Linked DNA regions of Homo sapiens: region 2 is linked to region 1. Evidence: chromatin contacts called from ENCODE Hi-C or POLR2A ChIA-PET data. All regions are on one chromosome and are shown on one strand. The core of a region is the stretch at or near the end of the contact, and the rest is flanking DNA. Distances in the headings are between cores, read along the strand shown.

The links. Hi-C counts contacts between places; a loop is a spot of excess contacts on that map. ChIA-PET counts read pairs that join two places held with the same protein, here RNA polymerase II (POLR2A). Pooled maps may share reads with other maps.
Region 2: POLR2A ChIA-PET joins it to region 1 with 10 read pairs in Caco-2. The contact joins the enhancer-like site here to the promoter of TXN2 in region 1. A Hi-C loop is called at or near these places in 1 of 50 pooled maps. POLR2A ChIA-PET finds 5 or more read pairs at or near these places in 9 of 52 experiments (B cell, Caco-2, H1 and 5 more).

The regions. Positions count from the first base shown.
Region 1 is chr22:36,480,239-36,483,090 of GRCh38, forward strand. TXN2 (thioredoxin 2) reads right to left here and starts at 1,402. Exons shown (of 4, transcript NM_012473.4): 1 at 1,326-1,402; 2 at 337-599. The coding sequence starts at 599. RefSeq lists an enhancer at 1,832-2,778.
Region 2 is chr22:36,540,724-36,543,684 of GRCh38, forward strand. No RefSeq gene overlaps it. Among named protein-coding and RNA genes, the nearest start is that of EIF3D, 13 kb to the left of the region's middle. Within about 2 kb of position 1,473, at least 7 of the 41 ENCODE cell types and tissues checked have a DNase peak (open chromatin) inside an H3K27ac peak, as active enhancers do.

The DNA.
Region 1 (2,852 bases), core at 152-2,651:
TCAGCTTATCTGCAGGGCCAGGAACTGGTATACACCAAAAGCAAGGTGACAGTCATATTTTTCCAACTCTGGTCCATGCTAAAGATGACGCTGAGCTTTCTGGGGATTGAGAAACAGAACATGTGTTTCCCAGCACTAACAGTCAGCTTTGCAGACTGTTCACTTGTCTGTCTTCCACCAGACTGCATTCCCCTTGAGGGCAGGGACTGGGCCTGACCAGTCTGTATATTGAGTCTACATATGAGCAGCATAGAACATGGCCGTGGGACACAGCAGGCATTCAATAAATACTTGAACAAGTAGGACCCTAGTCTTCTGTGGACCCCCAATACTCACTGTGCGTGGAAATCCACAACCACTGGTGTCTCACTGTTGACCACTCGGTCTTGAAAGTCAGGTCCATCCTGGATATTAAAGGTTGTCAAGGAGATCCTCGTGGTGTATATTGTCCGGGCTGGGTTGGGTGTTACAGTCAGGCCACCAGGACTGCATTGTGGGGTCTGCAGGGCTCTGGAAGTGAGGGGTGGCCACTGACCCTGAGAGGGCTTCCTGGAGATGACAGAGGCCAGGAACCTCCTCAGAAGAAGTCGCTGAGCCATCTGTGAGGGAAAGAGGCAGAAGAACTGGGGCACACAAAAGGAAGTCGACACACTAGAAAAAGATTTGGGGAGTACTCAGGGCTCAGGAAGAGGCAGAGTTGGAAGCAAAATGCAAGGAAATCATATGTAAGATTTGTAGCGTGGAAGTGAGGAAGCAATGAGAATCAAAGGGAAGGAACAGCTAGGCAAACCAGAAGGACAGGAAAACTGGCTTCACAACCAAAAAGAAATCGGGATTTAGATTATAACGGAAGAATGGGAGGAAGAAACCAACAGATTTAATAATGTATGTAAGGACCAAGTACCTTACACACATTATTGGTCTTCCTACAGCAACTTCCAGGAAGTTGCTATTGTACTGCCCACACTGCGAGTAAGGGAAGGAATACGAGGCTCAAGTAAGTTAAGTGACATGCCCAAAGTAACCCCGCTATTAAATGACAGCCAACACTGGAACCCAGGGTCGTCTGAAAAGATGAAACGCAACAATTCAAGGAGGAACTAAGAGTGTGAGAGGAACCAAAAACGAAGAGACATGTACTGGAGGGAACCAATAAAGAAGGGACATGTGTGGAGGGAACTGGGAAAAATCGGACATCACCAGGGACCCTGGCTCTCCGGCGAGCTAGATCCCCCCGCCCGCCCGGCCGCCAGCCTGCGCAGGAACGCGCTCGCGGCATGCCTCAGCCGCGACACCACCTCGAGCCACCCCCACAGGGCTCCTACCTCCCTGCAATGCGAGCGGAGGGATGCACAGCCTAGCCCTCCCTGCCTGTCAAGGGCACGCCTGTCGTCACTTCCTCGGGGGGGGACGTACATAACGTCACTTCCGGGTACAGGCAGGCGGAAGAGCGTCCCTCTCCAATTTTTTTTTTTTTTTTTTTTTTTTTTGAGCCAGAGTCTCGCTCTGTTGCCAGGCTGGGGTGCAGTGGCGCGATCTCGGCTCACTGCAACCTCCGCCTTCCGGGTTCAAGCGATTCTCCTGCCTCAGCCTCCCGACTAGAGGCGCGCGCCACCACGCCCAGCTAATTTTTTTATTTTTAGTAGAGACGGGGTTTCACCACGTTGGCCAGGACGGTCTCGATCTTTTGACCTCGTGATCCGCCCGCCTCGGCTTCTCAGAGGGTTGTGATTACGGGCGTGAGCCACAGCGCCCATCTGTCCCTCTCCAATTTGAGGGGCGTCTGGGATTTTCCGCCAATGGGAATGGCGGGCTGAGGCACAGTTGAAGGGGCGGGGCCTCAGCTACGGACCGGAAGCAATGGGCAGGCCGTCGGGGAACGGATTGGAAGAGGCGGGCGGGCCCTGGTCTGGGCGAAGGCGGGGGCGGGGCGGGGCGGAAACGGAAGGGGTGGGCGGGCCCTAGAGGAGGGACCGGAAGAGGAGGTGATGGAGCAGGGGTAGCAATGGAGGGTACTTAAGGGAGAAAAGGCAGTTGAGAAGTCCCCGTGGTTTTGGATTTTGCAAACTCTTGTTGCTTTATTTTATTTACATATATTTATTTATTAATGACAGAGTCTCGCTCTGTCTCCCAGGCTACAGTGCAGTGGCGTGATCTCCGCTCACTGCAACATCCAAATCCCGGGTTCAAGTGATTTTCCTGCCTCAGCCTCCCAGGTAGCTGGGATTACAGGCGCGCGCCACCACGCCGGGCTGATTTTTGTATTTTTAGTAGAGACGGAGTTTCGCCATGTTGGCCAGGCTGGTCTGGAACTCCTGAGCTCAAGTGATCCGCCCGCTTCAGCCTCCCAAAGTGCTGGGATTACAGGCGTGAGCCACCTTGCCTGGCCTCCTGTTTATAACTGGCGCTGTCCACTTCCTACAGATGTTGACAGGTTCTGTTTCTCCATTTAATATGTAAAGCTAAGCTCCTCAAAGGCATGATGCCCTTTATATGTAAAAGAACTCAACCGGGAGTTTAGGGGCCATCCTTTAAGTGGCCCTCGTCTGTGTCCGCCTAAAGGAAAACAAATGAAAACTGAGGCGAGCCTAATTTAAGCAGGGAGTTTTTTTGGGTCAAGTTCGAAGACTGCAACTCGGAGCAGAGATTCAAGTTGTCCTGAATATACACTCGGATTAGCAGCAGCTGAAAGAGCGTTTTTAAAAGAACAGGCAGTTTCCAAATTGTTGATCAAAGTTTTTTTTTTTTTTTTTTTTTTTTTTGAGACAGAGTCTCGCTCTTGTTGCCCAGGCTGGAGTGCAGTGGCGCGATCTCGGCTCACTGCAACCTCTGCCTCCTGGGTTCAAGGGATT
Region 2 (2,961 bases), core at 223-2,722, 61 kb after region 1:
TTCTGACTCCCTGCCACCAAGCAGTGCTGTGACACCGTGGATCCTCATGGAACTTGTGCTGTAGGGAAGCACGTGCTGGTTAGGCTGATGGAAGTGCTCCATTCTGCTGGTGGGGTATTTACTGTGCTCTCCAATAATAAATGGATCTTCTGCTATGCGTCAGCCTTGTAAGTTTGGTCAAAGGGAGTCTGCCACCGCCTTGTGTGCAGAAAGATCCCGGATATCCTGTGGTGGATTCACCTCATTGGGACCGGTCAGTGTGGCCAACCTCTCTTCCAGAGTGGCAACTTGCGTTTCCTTGCTTATCTTTTAAGAAGCACCATAGGAATCATCACCCCATTTTATAGACGAGAACACTGAGGCTCAGAGAGGAGGAATGTCTTGCCCCAGGTGAGCCAGCTGGTCAGGGTGCATTTGGAATGGAAACCCAGGTGTGGCTGAAACCAAAGCTGGCACTCTCCATGCACAATTCCAAAACCCACAAAGCTCTGAAAATCTAAAGCTTTTTCATGAGATTGGGGCAAGCATTTGATGGCAAACCTGATATGAATTGGATGTGAGGTTATTTATAGTCTTTATTTTGTCCCACTTAGCGTGAATATTTATACATTTTGCTGCAGAAAAATTAAAGGGTTTATGGAATATTGCTCCAGAGCTCACTGGCATGTCACCTGATATGCGGTAGATCCACTCGAAAACCTTTCAGGAATCCAAAGAATTCCAAGTTATAAAGCACATTGAGGCCGGATGTGGTGGCTTCAGACCTGTAATCCCAGCACTTTGGGAGCCCAAGGCGGGCAGCTCACCAGAAGTCAGTAGTTTGAGACCAGCCTGGGTGAAACCTCATCTCTACTAAAATACAAAAATTAGCCAGGCGTGGTGGTGGGTCCCTGTAATCCCAGCTACTGGGGGAGGCTGAGGCATGAGAATCGCTTGAACCCAGGAGGTGGAGGTTACAGTGAGCCAAAATCGGGCCACTGCACTCCAGCCTGGCCGACAGAGTGAAACTGTGTCTCAAAATAAATAAAATATAAAATAAAATACATAAATTGATAAAGCACATTGAGCCGCGAGGATTTCAGATAAGAAATTGTGGAGCTGTGCTACCTGTACCAAACTTTTCTGTCTCGGTTAGGCAGAGATCACTACCCCCATTCTGCAGATGAGGAAGACTGAGGGCAAGGAACATGGTGTCCCAGGTAGGACGGCAGCCATTTTATCATCCTGTTGGAGGCTGTGCCAGCAGGAAAGGAAGCTTTGGAGCCACCAGCCCACCCCAGCCTCCCAAGAACCTTGTTGTCTCAGCAAAATTTCAGAACTAGAAAACCTGGAAAGATTAAAGCCCCAAAGAATGCCACAAGTCCCCCAGGAAGAAAGGGAGGCTTTGCTGTGCGTTCCAGTGGTCGACATTCTAAATCATTTTTTATTTCAGCTGCATGTACACTCACCCATCACAGGACCAGTTCTCAGAATAGAGAGGTACCTGTTGAATCATCCACCCTACTTCCTGCCTCGTGTGGGCATGTCTCCAAGTGCTGAGCCATCCGCTTCGCTGCCGTGGCCTGAGATATATCAGGATTTGCAGGCCTGGCGACAGGAGACAAAATAGATTCCCATTTCCTTCAGAACCATTTAGCTAGTTTAGAGAGTGTTTGACTGTTTCAATGGGATGAGCAATAACCAGGCCTCTCCTTGGCTCCTTCTCTCTGCCCCATATGTTTTCTTCTGTTGGAAGCTGGGATTTGGGGTCTTAGGGCCAAAGATAAATACTGATTTTGGCTCGATCTGGCCGCACAGCTGTGGGCTAGTAGGTGCCCCTCTCTGAACCTCAGGCCCCCACTTTCTGCAGCACAGTGTTGTTCTCATCTCTGTTTTTTTTTTTTTTTTTTTTTTTTGAGATGGAGTCTCTCTCTGTTGCCTAGGCTGGAGTGCAGTGGTGCGATTTCAGCTCACCGCAACCTCCATCTCCTGGGTTCAAGCAATTCTCCCCACCTCAGCCTCCCGAGTAGCTGGGATTGCAGGTGCCTGCCACCAGGCCCAGCGGATTTTTGTGTTTTTTAGTAGAGACAGAGTTTCACCATGTTGGCCAGGCTGGTCTCGAACTCCTGACCTCAGGTGATCCGCCCTCCTCAGCCTCCCAAAATGCTGAGATGACAGGCATGAGCCACCGCATCCGGTCTCTCATCTCTTCATACCACATGCCTTGGTTCCCACTGCCCCGGCGGGTGCCTGGAGAGCCTTGTGGCTGGGGCTGAGTGACCGCAAGGTGATATTTAAGGTGGTCTCATGGAGCAGTCTGACATCACTGTAATGCAAGCAGACATCTGGGGAGTCAGACTGACTGAATTTGAATTCCAGCGATTTAAATTTTTACCACTGTTGTGTGACCTTGGGCAAGTTGTGTGACCATTTGAGCCATAGCTTCTTCATCTGTAAAATAGATGGAATCATAGCATGTACCACTTCGGGAGGGAGGGAGAATAGAATTAGGTCAGATTTTATATGTGACATGCTTAAGGCAGTGCCTGGCATGCAAATAAGCCCTTGATACATGCCAGTGGGGTTACTCTGGTTACCAGAAACTTGGAAGTAGGGGCTTTGGCTGGGGCAAGATCTCGCAACATTTAAAAAGCAATCACTGACCGGGCACCGTGGCTCATGTCTGTAATCCCAGCACTTTGGGAGGCCGAGGCAGGTGGATCACGAGGTCAGAAGATCGAGACCATCCTGGCTAACACGGTGAAACCTCGTCTCTACTAAAAATACAAAAAATTAGCCGGGTGTGGTGGTGGGCGCCTGTAGTCCCAGCTACTCGGGAGGCTGAGGCAGGAGAATGGCATGAACCCGGGAGGCGAAGCTTGCAATGAGCCAAGATCATGCCACTGCACTCCAGCCTGGGTGACAGAGAGAGACTCCGTCTCAAAAAAAAAAAAAATAAATAAATAAAAAGCAATCACTGGT